2 separate regions of the Homo sapiens genome follow, and region 2 is linked to region 1. The links are chromatin contacts, found by Hi-C or POLR2A ChIA-PET in ENCODE. All regions are on one chromosome and are shown on one strand. The core of a region is the stretch at or near the end of the contact, and the rest is flanking DNA. Distances in the headings are between cores, read along the strand shown.

Evidence for each region. A loop is a pair of places that touch in the nucleus more often than their neighbours do. ChIA-PET counts read pairs that join two places held with the same protein, here RNA polymerase II (POLR2A). Pooled maps may share reads with other maps.
Region 2: a loop to region 1 is called in a pooled map, with 4 times the contacts of the local background. The contact joins the promoter of JMJD8 here to the enhancer-like site in region 1. A Hi-C loop is called at or near these places in 1 of 50 pooled maps. POLR2A ChIA-PET finds 5 or more read pairs at or near these places in 3 of 52 experiments (CD8-positive, alpha-beta T cell, K562 and PC-9).

The regions. Positions count from the first base shown.
Region 1 is chr16:1,001,398-1,008,479 of GRCh38, reverse strand. No RefSeq gene overlaps it. Among named protein-coding and RNA genes, the nearest start is that of SOX8, 23 kb to the right of the region's middle. RefSeq lists enhancers at 4,221-4,270, 5,922-6,578. Within about 2 kb of position 4,324, at least 3 of the 41 ENCODE cell types and tissues checked have a DNase peak (open chromatin) inside an H3K27ac peak, as active enhancers do; they include CD8-positive, alpha-beta T cell, where a contact is called at or near this core.
Region 2 is chr16:682,932-685,583 of GRCh38, reverse strand. JMJD8 (jumonji domain containing 8) reads left to right here and starts at 1,250. Exons shown (of 9, transcript NM_001005920.4): 1 at 1,250-1,350; 2 at 1,429-1,518; 3 at 1,675-1,723; 4 at 1,803-1,899; 5 at 1,986-2,054; 6 at 2,143-2,262; 7 at 2,350-2,417; 8 at 2,497-2,631. The coding sequence starts at 1,265. It overlaps WDR24 (WD repeat domain 24), which reads left to right. Exons shown (of 9, transcript NM_032259.4): 7 at 1-327; 8 at 408-592; 9 at 682-962. The coding sequence ends at 850. RefSeq lists an enhancer at 821-870 and a silencer at 1,271-1,580.

The sequences.
Region 1 (7,082 bases), core at 3,075-5,574:
CTGGCAGAGGCCAGGAGGATCCTCCCTGTCTCAGGAGAAACCAGCCCTGCTGGCCGCTGGACTTTGGCCCTCTGGCCCCCAGAGCTGTGAGGGGTCCTCTGGCCTCCAGAGCTGTGAGGGGCTCTCTGTTGTCCTGAGCCTCCTAGTTGGTGGTGCTTCGTATGGCAGCTCCAGACACAAACGCAGGTGCCCTCATCATGGCCACCGCCCCGTGGGTCCTCGCTGGAGACTCTCAGAGGCCATCCCCTCCCACGGGCCCCAGGTCCCTGCCCTCTGTGCCCCGTCTGTGAAGCGGAAGGTTGGAAGACGAGGTCATTTCCAAAACTCGGCCCAGCTTGGAGACTGCCTGGTTGGCACCAACGTCCACCCCCATCCATCACCCCGCGAGGTCCTGGGGCCTCAGCCATCACGGTCCCCCTTGAAGGGGCTTCCTGGGTCCTCCAAGGATGTCCTGGCTTTCCACTGCCCAACCGGGAAGCCTGGGCCCGGGGACTTGGTGATGAGGAGAGGGGAATGAAGGGCTGGAGCTCCACCAGGGACAGAGATGGGGTGTACCAGGAAACGGGGCCAGGGGCCGTGGGGTCAGCCACAGGGGTTCAGACAGCAGGGATCCCTGCTAGAGTCTGGAGTCCCAGGTGGGAGCATCCCAGGAACCCCCACCCCTCCTGGGCCATGGGAAGGACGCTGCCTGCTGGGAGTGACAGCACTTGGCACCAAGCTGGCCAGGTTCCCCTCAAGGGCACGGCACAGCCGAGCAGGAGTGGGAGAAGGATGCGGGGCTGTAATAGGGAGGGATGGGGCACGGTCGGCTCCTGGCTTCTGGGCCAGAGAGTGTGACCCTTGGCTGGGTCCCAGTTACCTGGCAGGGCTGCTGCAGCTCCAGCCACGTCCGTCCTGCAGGGCGCCCACACCCTTTTCCCTGAGCTGGATGCCCCAGAGAGCTATTCCAGGCGCCTGGTGGAGACATGACCCGTCTGGCCAGACCGAGGCACAGCCACCACCCATGGCCTCGCCTGTGTGCCCTGGTGACTCACACCCACCGGAGCAGAGAGGCACCAGGATCCCCCTTGGCCATGCCTGGTGTTCGGGGAGGAGAGAACAGGAGCTGCCACCTGGGAAATGCCTCCTCCAGCCTCCCTGGGCCGCACCCCAGAGCCCTAAATAAATGCCTTTGCAGGTCTGCTCCCAAGAGGCACGAGGACTCCTGCCATGTTCCCTGAGACATGACTTAGCGGGCTGGCCACCATGGCCTGTCTTGCCACGATCCCAGGGCCCAGCCCTCTGTCCCCCAGCACCAAAGCCTGTCCCCATCTAGAAGAAGGCACTGGACTCGCTGTCCGCCACCCCTCCCGCCTTGCTCCCCTCCATCCTGCTCCGGGAAGGCTCCAGGCCCTCACATCCCACGGCCATGGAGCCTTGGGGAACCCGCTGCCCCGGTCTGGAACGTGGAGCAAGCTCAGGCGACGGTTTCCGCGGACAGGACAGACGGGGTGGCCGGATCCCCTGCACAGCTCCAAGTTTGGGTGACGGTTTCCGTGGACAGGGCGGACAGGGTGGCCGGGTCCCCTGCACAGCTCCAAGTTTGGGTGACGGTTTCCGTGGACAGGACAGACGGGGTGGCCGGGTCCCCTGCGCAGCTCCAAGCTTGAGTGATGGTTTCTGTGGACAGGAGGGACGGGGTGGCCGGGTCCCCTGCACAGCTCCAAGCTTGGGTGATGGTTTCCGTGGACAGGGCAGGTGGGGTGGCCAGGTCCCCTGCGCAGCTCCAGGGATCCATCTGGGAGGTGGCCGCAGAGGGAGCAGGGATGTGAGGCTGAACCGGCTGACATGCTGCAGGGTCAGGACCGGTCCCAGGACCCATCCAAGGCCCAGTGTCCCTTCAGTCCCAAGAGCCCACATCAGCTGTCCCAGCACAGAGCCCTCCCCTGGTGCTGGGGGCTGGGGGCTGAGTGGTGGGCGCAGGGGAGGGGTCCACCTCTCATAACCCAAATCCTACCCCACGTGCCCAGTCCCTGAAGCTCCGCCCCAGCTCTCTCTAAAGTCCCATCGGCCTTGTGATGCCCTTGGGCCAACGCCTGCACCCCATTCCTGATAGGGAGGGAGGCAGGGGCCCAGCTCCTGGTGGACAGTGGAGCATGGCACAGACCCCCAGTGCCACCACCTCCCCTCCCCACACCATTTCCAAAAAACAAAATCAGCACACAATCAAGAAATAAAATCATCACTGCCCACTTCAGATGGAAATTCCCTCTTACCCGCTGATTTACTCATGGCTGGAAAGTAAGTTTTACAAATGTCTTTCTGTAGAGGACTTGGTTTGGGTGAGTTTTTTGTCTTTTTTTTTTTTTTAGATGGAGTCTTGCTGTGTCGCCCAGGCTGGAGTGCAGTGGCCAAATCTCAGCTCACTGCAAGCTCTGCCTCCCGGGTTCACACCATTCTCCTGCCTCAGCCTCCCGAGTAGCTGGGACTACAGGCACCTGCCACCGCGCCCGGCTAATTTTTTGTATTTTTAGTAGAGACGGGGTTTCACCGTGTCAACCAGGACGGTCCCTTTGTTCATATAAAAATCTAGAGCCGCCTTCTGCGAGCAGGCGTCCTGCCCCCCAGGGCGCTCAGGGGAGATATTTCTGCATGAAATACATCCCGTGGCAGGGCCTTGCTCTGAAGCAAAAATGAAGGCAGTAAATTCTGAGGAGGGATTTGTTTAACCTGTCACCTTGCGGCAAAGTGTGGCCCTGCCTGTCCTGACATACTCTCCTGTGTTTTTATAACACTTGGCTCGGCCACCGTGGAGGCTGGAAGAAAATCTGCCAATCGGGTGTTGCGGGGAGGGTTCACTCCTCTCCAGACAGAAGGAGCGCCAAGTCCTCCTGGGTCTACACCACACATCCATCTGCCCATTTTCCATTCACTCACTTGTTCACACCCACCTCCCTCGCTAGCCTTGCGGGGGTTGCTGGACAGGACCACAAAAGCTGGTGCCCAGCTCCGTCCCCAGCACGCCTGCCCCGACACGGTGAGGGGCTTTGTAACACGCCCAGCTCTGTCGCTCCAGACCCTGGGTGCACAGCTGAAGGAAGAAGAAGGAATCAGACACTTTGCCACACTCCAAGCTCCCCAACCCCAGCACAGGAGGCCTGCACAGGGAATGAGCTCTCTGTCTTAGGAGGTAAGCAAGAAGCTGAAAAGTCCTTGGGTTCAGGATGCTGTGGAGAGAGCCAGCTGGGCTAGGTGAACCTGGGGCCTCTACAGGAACACCCCCATCTCTTGTCCCTCTGTCCCCTCCCCCCATCTCTACCCCCTCCCCCGTCTCTTCTCCCTCTGTCCCCTCCCCCATCCCTGCTCCCTCTGTCCCCTCCCCCATTTCTACCCCCTCCCCCATCTCTGCTCCCTCTGTCCCCTCCCCCATCTCTACCCCCTCCCCTTCTCTTCTCCCTCTGTCCCCTCCCCCATCTCTACCCCCTCCCCCTTCTCTTCTCCCTCTGTCCCCTCCCCCATCTCTACACCCTCCCCTGTCTCTGCTCCCTCTGTCCCCTCCCTCATCTCTACCCCCTCCCCCATCTCTGCTCCCTCTGTCCCCTCCCCCATCTCTACCCCCTCCCCCGTCTCTTCTCCCTCCCCATCTGTTTTTTTTTTTTTTCTCGAGATAGGGTCTCACTCTGTCGCCCAGGCTGGAGTGCAGCGGTGTGATCTTGGCTCACTGCAGCCTCTGCCTCCTGGGCCCCAGTGATCCTCCTACCTCAGCCTCCTGATTGGCTGGGACTGCAAGTACACACCACCATGCCCAGCTAATTTTTGTATTTTTTGTAGAGATGGGGTCTTGCCATGTTGCCAGGCTGGTCTTGAACTCCTGAGATCAAGCAATTCACCCATCTCAGTTTCCCAAAGTGCTGGGATTACAGGCATGAGCCACGGCGCCCAGCCCCCATCTCTTCTCACTCCCCCATCTCTGCCCCCTCCCCGCCTGCGTGTCTGTGTGGATACCCGGCTCCAGGGGTCTCTCTGGACAGCCTCCTGGGGCACCCCACATGCTCCCCGCACCATGGGCAAGGCTGGAGCCACCTTCCCTGAATCAATACTGACCCAGGCCCAGGAGTGGGGCTGGGGCTGGGGCTGGGGCCAGGCTTGCTGGTCACTCCTGTGCCTGCCGTGCTCCGGGCTTGGAGACGCATGTGAAGGGTGGGAAATCGCCTGGGCCTCCTCACAGGGCGCTCACGTTCACCTTGGGAAAAATAACAGGTTTTGGTTTTGTTTTCTTTTTCTTTTTCTTAACCACAAAACACTCATCAATGGTTCTGAGGGGGCAGGAAACCTCAGGACTGAGTGTTGTCAGGAAATTGAGCTCCCGGGGCCACACGCGGGGCCGGCACGAGCCAGGGCGGCACATTCCAGAAGGCTGCTCCGTCAGTGCCACCCACTGCCCTATGTGCTTCATGCCCAGGGGGTCCACACAGGGCAGCAGAGGGTCCTCGGGCCAGGACAGTGGACGACCTCAGGGGGTAGAGCCCTCCAGACCCCTGAGGGGCCTTCGGGCTGGTCCCTCTGTGCCTGCCGTGGACCTTGCCTCCTCCTCTAAGGGCAGCAGCCTGTGGGGTCGCAGCCCCCCGTGTCCCTCCTCTAAGGACAGCAGCCTGTGGGGTCGCAGCCCCCCGTGTCCCTCCTCTAAGGCTTCAACCAGTGCACCTTGGGGGCCTGAGTTCAGCCCAGGTCAGATTCCGCCTCTGATGGGCCCTGGCTCGTGAGGCCTGATGCCGCCACGACCGCGTGCCGAGGGCTTTCCAGGGCGTCCCCTTGTGCCGTGTCCAGGCTGCCATCAGAGGAGTGCAGGGCATGAGGGGCTCTGGGCTTTTCCCAGGAAAGCAGCTGGCAGCCATCCACCCCTTCCCGGGACCACCACCGGGCTCCTGGCCAGCAGGACCTGCGCAGGCCTCTTCCGTCAGAGCAGCACTTTCCACAAAGCCTGGACACTGTCTGGCGTGGGGCTGTGGGGCCGCATGCTGTGTGCAGGAGTGGGTGTGAGCGAGGCCCATGAGGGGGCTGTGGCAGCAGGTGGGGCCCGGCCGCGTGAGTGCAGGGTCTCTGGACCCCGCACGGTTCCTCATTTGGAGCTCAGTCCCTGGACACGGCCACTCCATGGGGCTGCCAGGATGCCCCCCAGACCACGGCCATGGTGCTGGAGGCTAGGGACCCCTCCTGTGGCCTCTATAGCTCCCTCTCCACCCAGCACCCCCTCCCCATCACTCCATGCCAGCTGCAGGGAAGGCCCCCGGGTCTCTCAACCCACACCTTGGCCCAGCCCTGGCTCCAGGATCCCACCCCAGGGGCCCACTCTGCCACGGGACTTTCGTTTTTCCAAACTTAGAGCCGCCCCTGGCCAGCGGGGGCCGAGCCTGCGTCCACTGCTTGGCAGAGGAAATGTCTGCACTTCAGGCCTGTCCCGTGCCCTGGATGAACACCAGCCCTGGGCACTGCCCTCCGCCGTGGGAGGCCACTGTGGTCTTGAGGCTTCTGGGGAAAGGTCAGGCTTGTCTTTAAGCGACGCGATGCCGGTGGCCTGGATGAGTCACCCCCGAACGTGAGTCATCTCAGCTGCTGGGAATCTTCCAATTGTTTGATTGAGGTGAGATCCACATGGCGTAGAATTAGCCGTTCACGGCATGGGGTGCTGTGGCATCCAGCGGGGCCGCAGTATCTTGCAGCCACCTCCCCACGCCCTGCATGTCGTTCTGGGGCAATTTCATCCGGAAGGAAACCCCTCGCCCCTCGGCCGTCCCCCCAGTCCAGCTCTTGCGTCTGCGGACCTCCCTTTCTGGCATTTCCGCAGATGGAATCGCAGGTGGCCTCTCAGGCCTGGCCTCTTCTGCTCGGCGTGTGTCGAGTCCTTCCCTGCGGTGGCTGAGCCGAGGCTGCCCCTTTTCATGGCTCACGTTCCGCGGTATGGATGAGCCACGTCCGTGGGTTCCTTCACCCGGGGAGGGACATCGGGGCTGCGGCAGGTGCACATGTGCGGGTCCCTTCACCGGGGAGGGACATCAGACTGCGGTTGCACAGGTGCACAGATGTGGGGTGCCACAGACCCACGGTCTTGCTTGGTTTACCTGTGTGAGCCCTCAGGTCACCACCAGGAATCCAGCGTCTCTCCCCTCCAAAGATTCAGTGGAGCCTCAGGGAGCCCAGAAGGGGGCTGGGCCTCCCTCCTGCCACATCTCCAGTTCCAAGGGACCCTGAACTGTGCCCAGGTGACAGGGCCCTCAGAGCAAGGGACTGTCCACCACGTGGCTCACTGCCAAGAGCTCCTGGAGGTGCCAGCATTCCGCTGGGCCAGGAGGGCAGCAGCGGCGGATCTGAGCTACAGTTTGGACGGACCCCTCAGGCAGCAGAAGCCCCTCGGAGGCCCAGGGGAGAACTCCACGCCCCCACCCCTGGGGCTCCCTGGAAAGGCACCGAAGGAAAAAATGTTCCTGAAAAACTAAACAAGTGAATTCAGAAGCTCAGGTGTCAGAGCTGGGGCCCCATGACGGGCCAGGGACAGCCATCGGCCCCTCCGTGGACACCCAGGGTTCCCTGGAGGAGAAATCATACAGGGCAGGTGGTGAGAACTTGAACTTCACCTCCACGGTGGCTTCCTCACGGGGCGATGTGAGGCTTGGGTGAGGTGACGCGGCATGTTTCAGGCTGAACGGTGGCCACAGCTGACCCTGGGAATCTGTGACTCTGGCTTGGTTGGGAAATGGAGTCTTTGCAGATGTAATTGATCAAAAGATCTTGCAGTGGGGTCATCCTGGGTTATCTGGGTGGGACCTAAATCCAGCGATGAGTGTCCTCATAGAAGCAGAGGAGGAGACAGACATGCAGAGGAGACAGCCGCGTGAAGCCGGGACAGAGGTTGGAGCGATGTGGCCACAAGCCAAGGGACACCTGGAGCCACCAGGAGCTGGAATAGGCAGGAAGGATCTTCCTCTGGAGTCTCATTGGGGAGCGTGGCCCTGCCCAAGCCTTGATCTCAGACTTTTGGCCTGCAGACCTGTGAGAGGACAGGTTTGTTTTCTAAACCACTCGGCTCATGGCACTTTACTTGGGCA
Region 2 (2,652 bases), core at 1-2,500, 320 kb after region 1:
TGCGTGCTGCCGCAGGAGGCCTTTCCGCTGCGCCACGAGATCGTGGACACGCCTCCCGGGCCCGAGCACCTGCAGGACAAGGCCGACTCCCCGCACGTGAGCGGCAGCGAGGCGGATGTGGCCTCCCTGGCCCCCGTGGACTCCTCCTTCTCGCTCCTGTCTGTCTCACACGCGCTCTACGACAGCCGCCTGCCGCCCGACTTCTTCGGCGTGCTGGTGCGCGACATGCTGCACTTCTACGCTGAGCAGGGCGACGTGCAGATGGCTGTGTCTGTGCTCATCGTCCTGGGTGAACGGGTGCGCAAGGACATCGACGAGCAGACCCAGGTGTGTGGTGGGCGGGGCCTCCCCCCTGCAGCGCCGCCCCTGGCACCCAGATCCTGACTGCCGGGCGCTCCCTCCCCCAGGAGCACTGGTACACTTCCTACATCGACCTGCTGCAGCGCTTCCGCCTCTGGAACGTGTCCAACGAGGTGGTCAAGCTGAGCACCAGCCGCGCCGTCAGCTGCCTCAACCAGGCCTCCACCACCCTGCACGTCAACTGCAGCCACTGCAAGCGGCCCATGAGCAGCCGGGGCTGGGTCTGCGACAGGTGGGGCAGTGGGGTCGGGAGGTGGGGCAGGGGCCTGCAGGCAGCGCAGCAGCCCCCGCTGAGGCACCCTCCCTCCCGCCCGCCCCCAGGTGCCACCGCTGCGCCAGCATGTGTGCCGTCTGCCACCACGTAGTCAAGGGTCTCTTCGTGTGGTGCCAGGGCTGCAGCCACGGCGGCCACCTGCAGCACATCATGAAGTGGCTGGAAGGCAGCTCCCACTGTCCCGCAGGCTGCGGCCACCTCTGCGAGTACTCCTGACGGGGCATCTGCTGGGCTTGCCCGGGCGGCCGCGTGCAGAACCCCGCCTGGTCTTGTGCCCGAGACGGGCGGAGGCTGGAACTTGAGACCTCAATAAAGGAAGTAGAGCCGCTGTCGGCACTGCGTGTCACCCCATAGCGCGGCGGGCTCGCCGTAGGCCCGCGGGGCAGCTGGCGGGCGGGGGCTTTCGGCGGGGTTGTCGCCATGGTAACCGGCGGCGCCCATAGTCGCTCTCGGGGCGGCCTTCCCAGTGCCTCCCGTAGAGGCCTCTTCCGGGGCGGGCCAAAGGAGGTCACTTCCGGGGTCCGTCCCGGTTCCCGGCCGTTGCCACGACGACGAAGCTGCCGGCCAATGGCTGGCGGATGGGCCCAAGGTTCCCGGCGTGCAGCGCGGCTGCCTGAGGGCGGCAGGCTCATGGCGCCGGCGTCGCGGTTGCTCGCGCTCTGGGCGCTGGCGGCTGTGGCTCTACCCGGCTCCGGGGCGGAGGGCGACGGCGGGTGGTGAGCGGCCCGGGAGGGGCCGGGCGGTGGGGTCACGTGCGGCGGGCGGGGCGCGGGCTGACCCAGCTGTGCCCGCAGGCGCCCGGGCGGGCCGGGGGCCGTGGCGGAGGAGGAGCGCTGCACGGTGGAGCGTCGGGCCGACCTCACCTACGCGGAGTTCGTGCAGCAGTACGTGCGCCCCTGATCGCGGAGGTCGCGTCCTGTTCACCGGCCCGTCTGCCCCGACCGCCCAAGGCCGCCTTCCCCTGACCTCGCGCGCACGCGTGGGGCTGGGGCGGCGAGGCTGGCGGTCCGGCCTGGCCGCGACTCTGCCCTTCTTTCCAGGTACGCCTTCGTCAGGCCCGTCATCCTGCAGGGACTCACGGACAACTCGGTGAGCGCGTGCCCGTCCGTCCCCGGCCACTCTCGCCCGTGCTGGGCCCGGCCACTAAGTCCCCTCCCCGCCCCCGCAGAGGTTCCGGGCCCTGTGCTCCCGCGACAGGTTGCTGGCTTCGTTTGGGGACAGAGTGGTCCGGCTGAGCACCGCCAACACCTACTCCTACCACAAAGGTACGCGGCCTCACCCCTGGGGCCCGCCCATTTGCCAACACCGGGGCGGCTGGACCAGACGGTCCTGACCCGTCTCTTTCCTGCAGTGGACTTGCCCTTCCAGGAGTATGTGGAGCAGCTGCTGCACCCCCAGGACCCCACCTCCCTGGGCAATGGTGAGGCAGCCCTAGGCGGCGGTAGGGGGTGGGGACGCTTGGAGTCTCCAGGTGCCAGGATCCCTGTCCCCGCCGTCTCTGTTGGCAGACACCCTGTACTTCTTCGGGGACAACAACTTCACCGAGTGGGCCTCTCTCTTTCGGCACTACTCCCCACCCCCATTTGGCCTGCTGGGAACCGCTCCAGCTTACAGCTTTGGAATCGCAGGTGGGTGCTTCTTGGGACTGGGAAGGACTGAGGCTTCTGTCGGTGAGTACAAAATGGGTTGGTCACCAGGTGCTCATAACCCCACAGGAGCTGGCTCGGGGGTGCCCTTCCACTGGCATGGACCCGGGTACTCAGAAGTGATCTACGGTCGTAAGGTCAGCACGGGGTGGGGGTTGAGGCTTGGGACTCGCTGACCAAAACGGGCAAGGGTGACACTGCTGCTCATGCCCCCAGCGCTGGTTCCTTTACCCACCTGAGAAGACGCCAGAGTTCCACCCCAACAAGACCACGCTGGCCTGGCTCCGGGACACATACCCAGCCCTGCCACCGTCTGCACGGCCCCTGGAGTGTACCATCCGGGCTGGTGAGGTCAGTGGCTGGCAGGAGAGG